Regions from separate parts of the Homo sapiens genome. Here region 1 is linked to region 2. The links are chromatin loops, found by intact Hi-C in ENCODE. Cell type or tissue: spleen. All regions are shown on one strand.

Evidence for each region. Hi-C counts contacts between places; a loop is a spot of excess contacts. Peaks named below come from ENCODE experiments on the same cell type or tissue, not always from the same donor. Only the 100,000 strongest peaks of a DNase experiment are listed, where the experiment ranks them.
Region 1: a loop joins it to region 2, with 2.2 times the contacts of the local background. A loop is called at or near these places in 30 of 110 quality-filtered maps.

What each region holds. Positions count from the first base shown.
Region 1 is chr6:35,010,108-35,018,107 of GRCh38, forward strand. ANKS1A (ankyrin repeat and sterile alpha motif domain containing 1A) reads left to right here. Exons shown (of 24, transcript NM_015245.3): 11 at 7,366-7,952. Among named protein-coding and RNA genes, the nearest start is that of ANKS1A, 120 kb to the left of the region's middle. RefSeq lists an enhancer at 7,571-8,000. In spleen, no CTCF peak of the experiment used is centred here; no DNase peak of the experiment used is centred here; H3K4me3 peaks cover 1,124 bases; H3K27ac peaks cover 3,049 bases.
Region 2 is chr6:35,060,213-35,068,212 of GRCh38, forward strand. It overlaps ANKS1A (ankyrin repeat and sterile alpha motif domain containing 1A), which reads left to right. Exons shown (of 24, transcript NM_015245.3): 13 at 1-41. Among named protein-coding and RNA genes, the nearest start is that of TCP11, 77 kb to the right of the region's middle. In spleen, no CTCF peak of the experiment used is centred here; no DNase peak of the experiment used is centred here; H3K27ac peaks cover 1,671 bases.

The sequences.
Region 1 (8,000 bases), 50 kb before region 2:
GCCCAGGAGGTCAAGCCTGCTGAACTCCAGCCTGGGCGACAGAGTGAGACCCTATCTCCAAAATAATAATAATAATTTTTTTTTTAAAGAGTAGAGCTTATGTTTAGAGGCACAAGGGGAAAGAAACATAGGAAGATAACTGGGATAATGCAATATCTTAGGAGCTAAGGCTGAATGTGACAGAAAACCCTCAATAACTCTGGTTGAACAAGATAGAAGTAAAGAGTGCTGGGCTCAACAACAGTTCATGACCATTAAGGACCCAGTCCCTTTCTGCCATCTCATGGTTCAAGATGGCTATCCAAGTTCAAGGCATCAGCATGGGAAGGAAGAAAGGGGAGAATGGCACTTTAAAGATAGTTCCCAAAAGTTACACATGCCACTTTCACTTATAACCCACTGGCCAGAACTTGGTCATGTGTTTACACCTTGCTACAAAGGAGGTGGGAAATAATTGTCTTTATTCTAGGTGGCTGTGAACCTGTCTAAAAGTCCCATAACCAAGGAAGGAAGGGGAGAGTGAGTACTGGGGGCAATGGACAAACAGTATCCATTGATCTAGAAAGAGCTAGAAGGATGAAAACTAGAAAAAGGGTTAGGCAGTTAGAAGGCCATTGGTAAAGCCTAAATGGGGTCTAATTTCTAAGGTAGGAGAGAAGTGATGAAATTACCCCCCAATTTTTACATGGTGTTGAGAGTAGTCATTAAAAAAGTTTGATCTGTCTTCTCGGGAAATTGGTGTGATTGTCCTCCAAAAAGTGCAGGTGCTGTGGGTAAAGATGATGGCTTAAAGAGAGCAGAAGAGATGAGGAAATCGATCTTACATAGTTTTCAAGAGATGAATGAAAAGCTCACTGAGCCTGGTAATCAAGCTGGCATTTGAATTATTGCTCTAGCACTTACTGGATGGTGACTATTATTTAGGGAATCATTTAACTTCTTTAAGCCTCAGTTTCTACATGTAGAAGGGATACTAATTCTTACCTCATGGTTGTTGTGAATATTAAAAAGAAAATGCTTGGCATAGTGTCTGGCACAGAAGGAGTAGTACTCAATAAGTAGTAGCTGTTGGAAGCCAGCTGAGTTAGGTGAATTGGTAGAGGACTCAAGTCAGTTGTTTCTTGAGTATTTAAAAGGGCTCAACATTCCAGCAACTGGAGAAGAGAAAGCAAATGGCTATGAATACCCACTACAAGAACTGGCAGAAGATCAAGGGGAGCAAAGACAGCAAATATGCTATTAAATTAGGCATGGTTAGAAATCGTGGCTGGTTGGAAGCTGATCCAGGCAAAGCTGGTATATTGAAAACTAGGGAAGTTTGGGGGCCAGAGGTCAGAGGTCCAATGACAGGTAGAGAACAGACGCTTTAGGAGTTCAAGAAGAAGGGGGAGATGTAATGAGGTAATCAAGACCAAGTCAATGTGAAACAGTCCGAAGTCCCAAAGCTGGGCTATACCTATGGGCCCCAAGGTGAGTACAGATGGCTCCTAATCTGAAGATTCTCCACTGTGCTATTACATGTAATCCCAAACCAAACTTATAAGAATACTGGCCTTCCCTGGCATTTGAGTTTTATTCTGCCTCTTTAAAAGGGCTACTCAGAATAAATCAGTCTCCTTTGCAGAGTCAGGAGAAGGGAAACCAGCCTCTCTGTGCAGTGTTAGCATGATGAGCTAAGAGTTCAGAAATGACTGTAAATGAAAAATGGTGATAATGATAGCAGCTATCATTTACTGAATGCTTCCCACGGGCCAGCTGCCATGCTGATTTCCTTTATGTTGATTATGTCATTGTATATCTTGTGACAGATCTTCAGGGTAGGGGCTATTTTTGTCCCTGTTTCAGAGCTGAGGAAGAAAAGGTTAGGTATTGGAGCTGAGACTTAAACCCTAGTGTGACTGAATCCAAAGCCTGTACTTTTAACCATGAGGCTAAAACCATTTCATCAAAAGCCTTTCTGCTATTCATGTTCTTAACATCATAGAACTGGTAGGGACTATAGAGAGGTCCTTTAATCACAGATTCAAACTAGCCTAAATCCCAAAGCCCTGGAGAATGCATCCCAGGCATTCATTTTTTGAAAGAGACCTAGAGAGGAAAAGTCACGGGGCTGGAACTAAAACATGGGCTTCTTGAATCCCTGTCTAGCTCTTATTCTATTTCTCAGGTTGCCGTGGACCAAAATGAACTCTCAGTCTATTTGTCTTATCAAATTGCAGTCTTCAGCAAGTGTCTGAATAACTTGGTCAGGACCTTCCTTCCAGGAAGAGCCTGGTGACCCTCTGAAAGCAGCCATGTACTTGGGAGTTCTCCTGCACACCCATGGTTTTTGATGCTCACTATAGTGACTAGGCAGCTGGAGGATTCCAATCCTAATGATACGGAGAACACAAAACAATATGAGACACTGGGTCCCCCAGCCTTCTTCTCTGGGCCTGAGGGGAGATTTGAATTAGCAACTCCTCACATGAGCTGCATTCTTTAGCCTTAATTTAAGTGGGCAGAGGTGAATGAAAATGTGTAAATGTTGAAGTGTTATTATTCAAAAGCCCTTGAGATCCCATAGCTCATCGTAGTAATTAAAATGCAGCACAGAAGACCCCTTGCTTCAGTAGCTCACAGGGTATAAGGAAAATGAATGAGGATCACAAGTTGATGGGATTGGGAATTAGCATGCTGGTGTGCCATATTGAGTAGAACAGCTGGCCTCGATGTATGGGTAGCATAAGAAACAGGCCTCCCTCCCTGTGTGCCACTATCTCCTTGTTTCTCTCCTAGAAGGGCAGACTGTGGGGAGGGCAGAGCTCGGGGAACATGGGAAGTAGTGTAGGAGAAAGGCCTAAGGGTCTCTTCTGCAACTTCACTAGTCCCTGGGCGTGAGGTTTGTTGCCCAGGGTGGTCTCTAACTCCTGAGCTCAAGTGATCCTCCTCTCTCAGCCTCCCAAAGTGCTGGGATTACAGGCATGTACTGCCACACCTGGCCCTTCTCTGCCTTTTCTAATGTATTTTTACTTCTCTGTAAGCCTGACAAGGTCTTATTTCTCCTTCAGTGCTCAGCTCGAAAGCTACCTCTTCTGAGAAGCCTTCTGGTTCGAAGTAATCAGGCTTTCCTTTTTGTCTGCCAAGCATATGATTTATGCCTGTCTTAAAGCATCTATTGAGGCAGACTTGGTGTCTTTATTTTTTTTATTTTTTATTTTTTGGTGAGACAAGGTCTCGCTGTGTCTCCCAGGCTGGAGTGCAGTGGCATGATCACAGCTCACTGCAGCCTTGAATTCCTGGACTCAAATTATCCTCCCATCTCAACCTCCCAAGTAGCTGGGACAGCAGGTGTGCACCACCACACCCAGCTAATTTTTAAATTGTTTATAGAGATGAGGTCTCGCCATGTTGCCCAAGCTGATCTTGAACTCCTGAGCTCAAGCAATCCTCCCACCACAGGCTCCCAAAGCGTTGGGATTACAGGCGTGAGCCACCACACCCGGCCTCTTTATCCTCATATCCACCTGGGTGCCTCCTGAGGACAGACACTTCATACATTTGTCCATGGGATGAGTGGTTACAGTGACAGTTCTGGGGCCTGTCTCAGAGTTTCTCACTTCAGCCCTCTCACCATATTACCTTCTGTCCCTTCCTTCTGCTGTTCAGAGTTATAAGGATGGTGAAGGTAATGAATGCTTGTGAAGTGCTTTATATCTTACAGAGTACTTTCATGTACCTTATCTTTGATGATCCTTGTGACAGACCTGTGAGGAACGGAGAAGTAGTTGGTCTCATCTGTGAGCAAAGTGTGTTGTAACGGACCCTGTGTGGAGGATAATAACAATTTCAACATCTATTGAGAGCGTGGCATGTGCTAGACACGGTTCTTAATGCATTACACGTATAATTTAATTACCGCAACAATCCCCCAATTAAGATCCCAGAATTGCACAAAGAAGTGATTTGCTTAAAAACTGCTTCTTGATCAGTATATTCTATTGTTAGCACCTTGTCCCTAAGAGACCTTATATTATCCTTACTTTGCAGAAGGAAGAAACCATTGAGTAATTCTTTTCCCACCCATTGATCTGCCAAAAAAAACTCATCTTGGCCTTGGATGTAGTTTTTAATGGGAACAAGAACACCAGCCTTAGGGTCTTGGATCTCGGCAAGCTTTTCAGATACCAAAGTGTCTTTCTTAGGAATTGCCTGGCTAAGTCATATGATTATAAGAATTTCTTTCCATCATTTCTTATATTCCACAAAATATTGGTGGATTGTGGTTTCTCTAATAGGATTATGACCCTCAGAGATTCTTCCTCCACATATTTCCTTCCTCCGTAAGTTTCCATTCTTTCCTTCTACCCACTTCCTTCCCCTTGGCATGTGTCTGGTATTGAGCCCTTGGCATCTGTCTCTCTTTCATCATTGATAGCTAGCATGAATGGGTGGCTGTTTCACAGGGCCTGCATTGTTGGCTCCCACAGCAGCAGTTAGAACATTCTCTGTGGCCTGGGTTCTGAGGTCCACCCAGGCAGTGTGAGCCAGGCTGGCCCCCAGTTCTGAGCTGTGGTGTTTCCTTTCATTGTTGGTGCCTTAGCTCCCAGTTGTTAAATATGAAGCTGGAAGTTGATACAAAGCAGTAGAAGCCTGTGCTCCTTTTACCAAAGTCATCTTGCATTCAAATATAGTCAGAGGGACATTGTACCTTGGGCCAGGATCTGTAGGAAGTCGGCTATTAGAATGTGGTCCCAGAGATGGCAAATTTTACAGCCTGATTAACTCTCCCCATCAGCTTCTCCTAGGAAGTACTATTGACCTGAACCACATTAAATGGTCATGTGTCATCCTCACTGTAGCCCCACCATGCAACATCACTGGGTAGCTTTGTTCTGGCTGCCAGTTGTTATATGTAATATTCGTAGCCATGAGTCGTGGCTTCCTGGGGCCTTGGTTAAGCTATATGAAACTCTTATGTAATCAGCATTCCTTCTTCCCTAGAGAAAGGATTCAAGTTTTTCAGGGTTTGTTCATTGCTCAGGACCTGACCTTTAAGTTGAGTTGAGGTGTGAAAGTCCCAAAGTGGTCAAGTTTGAAAGTCCCAAAGTGGTCAAGTGTAGAGGAGGGGCCCAACACAGTGGCTCACGCCTATAATCCAGCACTTTGGGAGGCCAAGGCAGGCAGATCACTTGAGGCGAGGAGTTTGAGACCAGCCTGGCCAACATGGCAAAACCCCGTCTCTACTAAAAATACAATAAAATTAGCTGGGCGTGGTGGCACACACCTGTACTCCCAGCCACTCAGGAGGCTGAGATGGGAGAATCGCTTGAACCCAGGAGGCAGAGGTTGCAGTGAGCCAAGAGTGTGCAACTGCATTCCAGCCTGGGCAACAGAGCAAGACTTGGTCTCAAAAAAAAAATAAAGAAGTGTAGAGGAGAGAGATGCCAAAGTTGGTGCTTCTGTGCTCCTGTGGATAAGTAATCAGAGCCATAAAGTGGAGCTAATTGGCTGCCCCTGGCCACTTCTCTAGACTCGTGAAAAGCTGAACAGACTGTGGAGACTGAACTGCTCTTCTGGAGCTGGGAGGGGAGAGGGGGCGATGGGAGAACTGTATCCCTGCTCAGACCTCAGCGAGTTGGGCTCACTGTGAGAGCTGGTTGTTGAGACATTTCTTAAAGGCTGTTTTGAAAAAACCACTGTTGCAGGAGAGTAGCGTCATGCTTGGGCATTGGAGACTGTGTTTTAGTACATTGTGTTTATAAAGCACTGCTCATTTTGCACCCCTCCTCACCTGGCTACCCTCTCCAGTTGCAGAACTGAACCTCAAGAAGGGGCTTTGGGCCTTCAGGCATGCTGATGAGGGAGAGTGGGTGCTGTGTAGACAGCAACAGGAGAGGTACCCAGGCAGGCATCTCACATCCCTAAGGGGGAGAAGTGTGCCATCATGACATGGTGGAGACCTGGATTCTCATCACTATCATGACATTAAAGGGATTTTTAAGTATCATGCAGCCCAGCCCAGTCACTTTAGACGCTGAGGCCCAATAAGATGAAATCACTGCCAAGGCCACACAGCTAGAGAACAGCTCAGCCAGGACCAGAGCCAGATCTTCAGGCTTCTAGGTTGAAGTCTTCTCCTGCACCACCTGGGGTAACCACTAAGACTCCTCATCTGTAAACATAGTTGACCCTTTTGGTTCTAAGATTCTCTGAGCTCATGAATAGTTCTTGAGAGTTTTGAGCAAACTAGGGAATTGTTTGGTATAGGTGCAATAGATCCCACTTATAGAGAAGGTTAAGTTGAATATTATGGAATGTGAGCTAGTGCTGGACATAGTGTTATTTACTCTGATGATGTGGGTTAAAATCTTTAATGGGGCTGAGTTCATGCAAGGAAAGCCCCTGGGTGTGCCAGTGTAGTGCTGATGTTAGATTCTGATTTGGCCAATTATTTATGCTACTTCAGGGCGAGGTATTTGAGTGTACAGTAGTAGCTGGCCTCATGAGCTAGTAGTGTCAGATTTCTAGGATGTTAGGGAAGTCTCGAGAGAACTGCAAATGTCTCCTGGCATTGACAAATTAGACCATTTTGTTTTCAGTGGATCAACTAAGGTTAAACTTAAACAAATATGAGCAGCTGGGAGATTTTGGAAGAAGCAAGATGTGCACATTCTCAAAAAAAAAAAAAAAAAAGAGAGAGAGAAAGAAAAGTCTGTGCTCCCTGAGGAAGGAAGGATGAGGCGTGGAACTCGGAATGGCCCCCTCCGAGGAAGGAAGCAGTTATTTCTCTGCCGTTTTGTTTCTGTTAAGGAATTCCAGAAGTTGCAGGTTGTGGATCATGACCTCTTTTTTTTTTTTTTTTTTTTTTCTGTTGCTGCTTGCCAGAGGAAGGGAGGGCGGGTGGCCTTTAAATAACACTTTGGCCTTTATGGAAATGTATCAGATGTTCCAGGAGTGGGTCTCCCTGCTCGCGCTTGCTCACTGGTGCTCTTACTTTTGCTTCATGTTCACTCACTCTGTCCTGACTTGTGTCCTTTCTCTAGGTTATACTTAACACTCTTCTCGCCTTATATAGCAAGGTCTGGTCGTTAATGTTAACAGAAATCTAACAACAGGGAAGGCTGCCAGATAGCATTAATCAGGCCAGTGTTTGGAATTTCATAAATGCTCTGACTTTGGGTACAAATTGAACATTAAGAACAATATGAAAACTGTCTTCCTTCCTCTCTCTTCTTCTCTCCTCTCCCCCTCCCCAGCCTATCCAGTTTCTCTCTCTGTTTCTCTGTGAATTCCTCTGCTTTGCCATATGCTTGCTGCATTGGAACTTTGTTGATTTTTGCCACGTTTAATTTTTTATTTCTCTGTCTCTCCGTCCACTCCAAGACCACAGGCGGAGCAGCAGCAGCCGGAGCCAGGACTCTGCGGAGGGGCAGGACGGGCAGGTCCCAGAGCAGTTCTCAGGCCTCCTCCACGGCTCCTCCCCGGTGTGCGAGGTGGGGCAGGACCCTTTCCAGCTGCTCTGTACCGCTGGCCAGAGCCATCCAGACGGGTCCCCCCAGCAGGGCGCCTGCCACAAGGCCAGCATGCAGCTGGAGGAGACGGGTGTGCATGCTCCTGGAGCCTCCCAGCCCAGTGCCCTGGACCAGAGCAAGAGAGTGGGCTACCTCACAGGCCTGCCCACCACCAACAGCCGCTCGCACCCTGAAACTTTGACTCACACAGCATCTCCGCACCCTGGTGGTGCTGAGGAAGGAGACCGGAGTGGGGCCAGGAGCCGAGCGCCTCCCACTAGCAAACCCAAAGCTGAACTCAAACTCAGCCGCAGCTTGTCCAAGTCTGACTCTGATCTCCTGACCTGCTCACCCACAGAGGACGCTACCATGGGGAGTCGGAGTGAGTCCTTATCCAACTGCAGCATTGGGAAGAAAAGGCTAGAGAAGTCACCCTCCTTCGCCTCGGAGTGGGATGAGGTAAGGCCGACATGACGTCACAGGGAGCTGGGCTGGCCAGGCTGGCCG
Region 2 (8,000 bases):
GCAAGTTGCTTCTGAATGGCTTTGACGATGTCCACTTCCTGGTAAGTGGCTGCAGGCCTCCTCAATGGCAGGGTGCTGCTCAGTGGAAACAGGCCTCCCTGGCCTCCCCTCTGGCCCCACAGGAGTCTGCAACAGTACGTAGACCCAAATCCCAGGGAAAGCTCACTGAGGTCACTCAGACACCAGGAAGTCAGCCAGGTGGTATGTGCCTTCTTCCCAAACTGTCCCTCTCCCTCTGCCCCAGAAACGGCTCCAGAGGGAGCTCTCTTTGCAGATCTGCTTCCCAAGAAGGAGGGTCCCTGATTCAGCCCTGTGTCCCCTCCCTGGCTGTGTATCCCATCAAGGCTGGGTACGAGGAGTTTTATTTATTTCTCAAAACTTGGTGTCAAGTGAGTTGTCACTGAAGCAAGGAGCCTTGCCTCCAGCAGAAAGACCCCTTCCCTGCCCAGCCAAGGCCCAGTGCCTGGGGTAGAGTCCAGAGTTACACAGCCTTATATACCCGTGGCCTCAGAGATGGCCCAGAGGAAAGGCTGAGTTGATGGCCTGGAGGATTGGTTGCTTCTTTGAGAAGCTCTCTCACAAAACACAAAGGGCCAAAAATAAAAAGAGAAACCAGGGTGTTTCCTCTGGATCCCTGCAGAATAGGGACCCATTTAGGACCCTGGGCTCAGGATCTGGTGCACACTCTGTCATTTCAGAAAGTAGCTCTGATCAGGGTACCTGTCACTGTCCCTCTCTTGGAAGCCCTTCTAGAGGCATCTGCATGCGCCGGGCCTGCTTCCAGGAGCAGGCATTTGAGCCAAAGTTAGTGATCATGGTCGCTGACACTTCTCACTAGCGCTTACTGTGTGCTTGGCGCCGTTCTTAGTGGTTTGCGTGAATTAGCTCATTGAATCTTCCCAGCAGCCCTGGGATGTGGACTCGTATTAATCCATTGCCCAGATGAAGGAAATGAGGTAGGTCCCTTGCTCAGGGTCACACTGTCAGTCATTGGCAGGGTGGAAATGTGTGTCCAGTGCTCTGGATCTGGAGATCAGGCTCCAGCCACTCTGCTGCACAGCCTCTTTCTTCTCTGTGGATACAGGGATGGGGGCGTGGCCACCTATGTGCTTTATGTCACCTTCTAGCCTGAGTCATCTTGGTTTGAGTTAGACCCACCCGCTCCGAGGGGATCTCTCTCACCTGTGCCCGCCTTGCTCCGCTGCCTCAGTTGAGGGCTGGGGTCAGAGTCAGCATGCAGCTCGCACCACCTGCACTCTGTTCTCTAATGGGGGCTTCTGAGGGTTTCTCGCTGATCGGGTTGTGTTTGGTGCCTCCTGAATAGTGGCCTGCCCAGGGAGCTGGCCTGAGGCTTCCAGGAGGGACCCACCTCACCCAGAGCCATCTCCAACTCCAGGGCAAAAGATACTGTGGTGTGCAACAATGCACCCTTTCCAAGCCAGCTTTGGGACAGTTAATTTTCAGCTTTTAGAAATCTTAAGTTTTAAAATAGCAATTTTTTTTCTTTTTAAAAGTTAAACTGAATGTATTTATGGTTCTTATGACCTAACTCCTGACTCACCACGTTCCTCGGGGAAGGATGACAAACTCGGGGTGGAGAGGGGGCTCAGGCAATGCGTGGGGACCCAGGTTGGCCCCTGGCTCGGAGTGTTGAGGGGCCTTCCTTCTCTCAACTCACCCCTTCCTCAGGCTGGCCGTCAGATGGGCAAGTGAGGGTGGTCTTAGGGTGTTCCCTCCCTGTACTTCAAGATGCTAGAGGCTGAGCTGTTGCTTCCCACCTCTCCTTCTGCTGATTTTGGAAAGAACAGGATTCCTACCCCTCAAATAGCCCGAGACTCCGTAGGACTGGAGCAGAGAGCAGCTGAGCAGGCCTTTGGAGAAGTGTGGCCTTGGGCCAAAGCTTCATGCACAGGGCAGGGCCTCTGTAAGATGCGTCTGTTCCTATGCTAGAAGGACCCTCATTGAGGGCGGCCTGCAGCTCAGTCCTTCCAGGGGCTCTCAGTGCTGGCAGGTGGAGTCTATACAAGAAGGAACGTCGAGCACCCCTCGGGTGAGCCGGGACCTCAGATACCTAGAGTGGCCTGCTGTGCACAGCATCCTGGGTAACCACGTGTGAATGGCCAGGTGGGCTGTCAGGCAAATTATGTTTTAACAGCCTAAAAAAAGAAGGCAACTTGGGAAGGGGAGCGTTTCTGTTATTGAAATATTCCCTCATTGCATGTGGATAACTTACATTGCATTAGCTACAGTGGATCCCATGTGGTTAGGTTTCCAATAGGCTACAATGTTTCCCTTGGTTCTGAAATGCCCTGGAGACTCTTCTACAAGATGCAGAAGTAGCTTCCAGGAAGCCAGGCTGGACATGTCTGAGGAGCGTCTGGAAACTGAGGCTGTTTGACAGTCATGGTGTTGCTGTGGGATCTCCCTGTGATAGGGCCCTGCGAGTTGTCATAGGAGAAGTACAGGGCATTTGTGCACATCACACAGCTCCCTCTCAGAGTGGAAGGGACTGTAACGCCATGTGGTCTGATCGCCCTCTCTGCCCGAATCCCTTCCAAGTAGTCTCTGCCATGATGGTTTTTTAGTGACAAGGAATTCACTACCTTGTAAGGAGGTTACCCATTCATTCTTTGCATTGTACTGGCTGATGTAGAGCATTCTTTATATTGAGTCAAAATCTGTTTCCTGTGGCTTCTGTCTCTTGGTCCCAGGTTTACGTTTTGGGACCACACAGAACATGTTTAAGCCCTTCAGAAAATTGAAGACCTCTGCCCCAGGCTCCAGGTGCCATGCCCTCTTATTCTCCTCTTGTGATGTGGTGATTGAGCTGGACAGGCAGGCAACTTGAACTTTATCCACACTGTCTTGCTTACAGACAGAAAGGGCCTTTGATTTAGAGGGGCAGGGCCAGGGCAGTGGGGGCTGCCAGGTGCTCCCTAGGATGGTGGAACTGACACCAGACGCAGGGAGAGAGGGAAACGTGGCTCACACATCTGCCAGCCAGCCAGCCCACGAGCCCACCACACTGCACCTGCATCGTAGCTGGTTCCATTTTCACCACAAATCTTATCCACAGGAAATGGGCTTTCTTAGGAGAAGGGAGGAAATGCATTTAATCAGCACGGAAGGAAGGTAATTGGTGGTTGGCAAATTTGTAGCTCCGGGCGTGCTAGCGCAGGTCTGATGCCCTTCACTCAGCCTGACGCCCTTCACAGAAGTGTTGATTGAATAAACGATGGTGGTCCTGATGCTGGAGTGCTAAGTAGATATTTAAAAAACCACATTTTTGAAGAATTGCTAATGTGGGGAATGTCCCCCTTGTAGTGCTGAGTGAAGAAACTGACACAGAAATTCACAATATGATCTTAATTTCTGAAAAAGAAAACATGTATGCATAGGAGGTGCAAGGGAGTGAGCCAAGATGTTTTCAGTGGCTATCTCAGGAGGACTCCGGGGGCTTCATTTTCCTCTTTGGAGTGTAATCGTTTTTCTCCATTTCCCACCATGAATAGATGTGAAATCAGAAAAGCAAATAACGTAGGTGTCTTAAGGAACTTGATGGTCCAGCTGGGAAAACAAAGCACATAAAAGAGCAGCCAGTGTCAAGTGCAGCGGAGGCTGGCAAGCACCGCCAGCAGAGGAGGAGGCCTGGATGGCAGAGATGCTGCTGCTGCCCAAGTGGCAGAGCCAAGTCCAACCTCGAACCTCTGGGTTCTGCTGTCTGTCCCAGGGGTTTCGTAGAGATGGTGGGACTTGGAAAGATCACAGAGACAGGAAAGGCCTGCTGAGAGGGGCCAACCTGTCTCTGGTGAGGGAGGAGGCTGCTGGGGGGCAGTGACGGGCAGGGCCCTGACCAGGCGGGAGAGATGGCTGGGCCTGACCTCAGGGCTCTCGAAAGCCACGTGTGGGAGAGTCCCAAGGTCTCTGAGCCCTGGGCATGGGGGGATGGTCTCTGCTAGTGCCCCACACCAGGCAAAAAGCCCCTTGAGTGAGGCATACCTTAGACATCCAGGGCACAGCTGAGAGCCCACGTGTGGCAGGCAGTCATGGCTCGGGGCAGTGGACAAATGGAAGATGGAAATGAGGCTGGCAGCAGGCTCAGGAAGGGTTAGAAATGGATACTGAGTCGGCCAGGCCGGATGGGAGGCCGCCTGCTCCTCCCGTCAATTTCTTTCTCTGCAGGCTCCTGCTACGTGGCAGATAGGCCCCCGCTGTCTTCCTGTGTGTTTCTGAGGTGGTGCCAGCTTGTTCCTACGTGTTGGAGAGAAATGACAGATAAAGAGAGGCCAAAGGCATAAGCTGGGGCCAAGAGGTTCTTCTACTGGCTTCTTTGAAACTTTCCAACCAGGTCCCCAAGCCCCTGAGGCTCCCTTCCTGTTCCTGTCCCCTGGATTTGCTCCTCACTCTCCAGCCCTCTAAACCAGCTTCACGTGAACAGTGGGGCTTGTCATCACCTCCTATGACATCCCTCCTTTTGCCTTCTTCTGCCCCAGGCCCAAGAGGCCACTGCCAGCCTAAGCGAGCTGCCACTGGGCACCATTATCAGAATGGTCATGGCCAAGAGGCCCTCTCCCCAGCCCCCACCTCCACCCCCGTCCCATCTCCCTGCACAGCACTCCATGAGCTGACTGCTGTCTTGGAGTTTTCTGCCCAGTTGAAGCAGAGCCTTAAACAGGAGGATCAGTGGAGCTGAGGCTTGGAAAGGAAAGGAATCCTCTTAGACAAGTGTGGATCCAGCCTCCTGGACTAGCTAAATTCTGTAGTCACTTAAGAATGTAATTCCTCGGTATCCCAGGAGGAAGAATGTAATTCCTTGCTATCCAAGGAGGAAGAATGTAATTCCTCGCTATCCCAGGAGTTGATGCTGCACCAGGGCCTCACCATCTCTGCCAGACTCTCCCTTGGTCTCGGGAGCCTGACCAAGGGCAGCCCTTTTAGCAAGTGAGACAAGGGACAGGCTCATTTGGGGCCTATTTCCAGCGAGTGCACCTCTTGCCCCCCCTCCCTTTCACTGCCTGACTGCAGCGCAGGCATTCCAGGTGACCAGCTGGAATCACTCAGGAGCCCTCCTCTGACTGCCCCAGGTACTGCTCTGGCCTTCTCCAGTCCCCTTTACAGTAGAAGGAACTCTGGGAACATTCTGAATGCCTGTTTTCATGCCTGCTAATTTGACCAACTGCTCTTTAAAGTGGAGTTGGACTGGCTGACAGATCCTCTTCCGTCGCTCCTGATTGCTGGCCTCGTTGTGAGCAGCAGCAGAGGCGTCTTTCCTGGCACCTCGAATGTCTAGGTACTCACTCAGCCAAACCCCGCATTGCGGGCTCTCAGTACGGTAATGTGCCCACTGTCACCCCTCAGGTGGCGTGGAGCTGGGACTGGCAGCCACGTCCCTGGACCTGGAGTGGTGCTTCCACCTCCCAATCTTCCCTTCCCAGGAAGATGCAGCCCCTGGGGCTCATGCTCATGTGCCCTCACAAGGTTGGAGCCTGGCACTGGGGCCCATCAGGCTGGGTGAGTGCATCACCCCTGGGCTGGTCCAGGTCAGACGTCCACCCACTGCATGTTGGGAGCCATTCAACCATAGGCTGAGAAAGGAGCTGGCAAGGAATGAGATGCAGTTCGGCTCTGTGCACTGGCTCAGGCCCCCCAGGTTCTTCTGGGCCTGTGCAGCCACCACCACTGCCTGGCCCGTTGCTTCTACCCGCCTCCTCCCCACCCTGCTCTCTATGAAGCTCCGGGTTAGTTAAGTAAACTGGATGGGGGAAGCTCAGGAGAACTCAAGAGTCTACTTAGTGGCAAAGGGAACTGGACCAGGAGTCAGGAGAGCTGGGTTCCCCTCCAGGTCCCCGCCCTGTGTGACTTTCGGCAGGTTACCCTTCCTCCCTGTTCGTCGTCTGTCACGCGGGCCTTCATTTGACCTACTTACTTCATGAGGCATAAACTCCGAAGAGGACACAGTGTTATGTGTGGTGACATCGTGTCAGAGAGCAAAACCGCATGTAAGGACGCAAGGTGGGAAGGTGGTGTTTTTCTGAAAAAGGCAGTGGGCAGCAGTCTTTCTCTGCAGGCTGCAGAGGTTGGTTTTGTCTCAGTCTTGTCCTCAGATCCATGAGTTAAAGCTGCTTTGGGTGGTCTTGGGACCAAGCCTCTGACTCCAGACTCACTTGGTCCCAGCAGATCTACACGGCTGATTTGGGGGTGACTGTGGCACCTTGACCTCAGCCAAGACCTCAAAGAGGAAGGTGTTTCAGGATGGCAGGCAGGAGATGAGTGGGAAGGCTGCCATGTCTGCCCACAGAGAGAATGGGGGCACCAAGGACCTGCTTGGGAGAACAGGGGTCAGAGTGGGGGGGTGCTTTCATGAAACTGGGAAGAGTTTCCCAAACCCATGTGCTGTCATATCCATCCTTGAGAGCCCTTCCCATGACGTGACAGATAACAAGGGCCTCAGAAGTCACCTGCAGAGGCCTTAGGAACTGGTAACACTTGACTCTTCCTGGTGGCTGTCACCACTGAGTTTTATCCCTTGAGGTGAGGCCAGGGGTGGCTGGGGTATGGGATAGGAAAGCAGAGAGCTGTGGGTGGGTCAGGCCAAGTGGTTCCTGCTCCTTCTGCCAGCTGTTAGTTGAGGGTAGGATGTCAATGTGGGGCTACTTTGGGAAATTCTGTTGCAGAGTCCTGGCAGAGCAGATGAACAAAACAGCCACTGAGCGCCTGATTCCTGCCCTCAGGCTGATGCTGGGTAGCAAACCCTGTGAGGCAGGCGGTTCCACTCTTGTTTAGCAGGTCCTGCTTTCTTAAGAACCTTGAGCAGCTGAACCGGGATTGGAACCCCTTTCTACCACAGCTGCTTTGCATAGTAGCTGGTACTGGGAAAGCCCTCGCCCCAGGTGGGTGACTGCACGCAGGCCTCAGGGAGCATGGCTTCTATTTCCCATCATTATTAAGAATTGGGGCCATAGTGGTGAGTATTAGAGAGCCCTGTCCCCTCCTCTTTGCTTTCTGTCCCCTCTCCCGATGGTTCTTCCTGCCCCCACCCCCGGGCCAGCCCCACAGCAGATGCCCTGGGACTGGGAGGAAACATGTGCTCCCCCTCCTCTCTGGGCCCATGCACCATGGCCATTATAGCCCCAGCCTCAGAAGTTGGTCCTGGCTGAGACCAGAAACCTGTTGTGTGTTTAGTCACCTGCACCCCAGACGAACGTGCTGAGTAACATGTTCTGGGGACTGCATAAACCACCTGTAGTAGCGGCCGGCCAGCATTAGCAAAGGCCGGAGAAGCCCGAGTGCCCAGTGGCAGGGTGAGTGACGGGCGTGCTTGAGTTGGTGCCGTCGCCACAGGTGTTGATAAATACAGTGAAATGTCATGGGGGATATTCACATGCAGTAGATGGGCATGTTAAAAGAGGCAGGTTAAAGAAACAGGTGGCAAGTGGTGGGGAAAAAAAAGAAAAACTGTCTGCATTCAGCCTATAATCCCAATTTTGCTGAAGTTTTTTTTCCTAATATATAGCTCAGAAAAATACACCAAAATGGTAGAAGTGATCCCAATCTTCCTTTTTTAAGAAAATTAATTAACTTAGGAAGATAACACCGAACAGTGGCCTTATGTTTCCCCCTGAGGTGATAGACTTATGGGTAGCTTTTACATTTTTCTTTGTACTTCATTTTCAATTTTTTTTTTTTTTTTTTTTTGAGACGGAGTTTCGCCCTTTCCCCCAGGCTGGAGTGCAGTGGCGAAATCTCGGCTCACTGCAACCTCTGCTCCGCCCCCAGTTCAAGCGATTTCTCCTGCCTCGGCCTCCTGTGTAGCTGGAATTACTGGCGGGCACTACCACAGCCAGCTAATTTTTGTATTTTTAGTAGAGATGTAGTTTCACCATGTTGGCCAGGCTGGTCTTGAACTCCTGACCTCAGGTGATCCACTCGCCTCAGCCTCCCAAAGTGCTAAGATTACAGGCGTGAGCCACCGCACCTGGCCTATTTTCAAATTTTTCTAC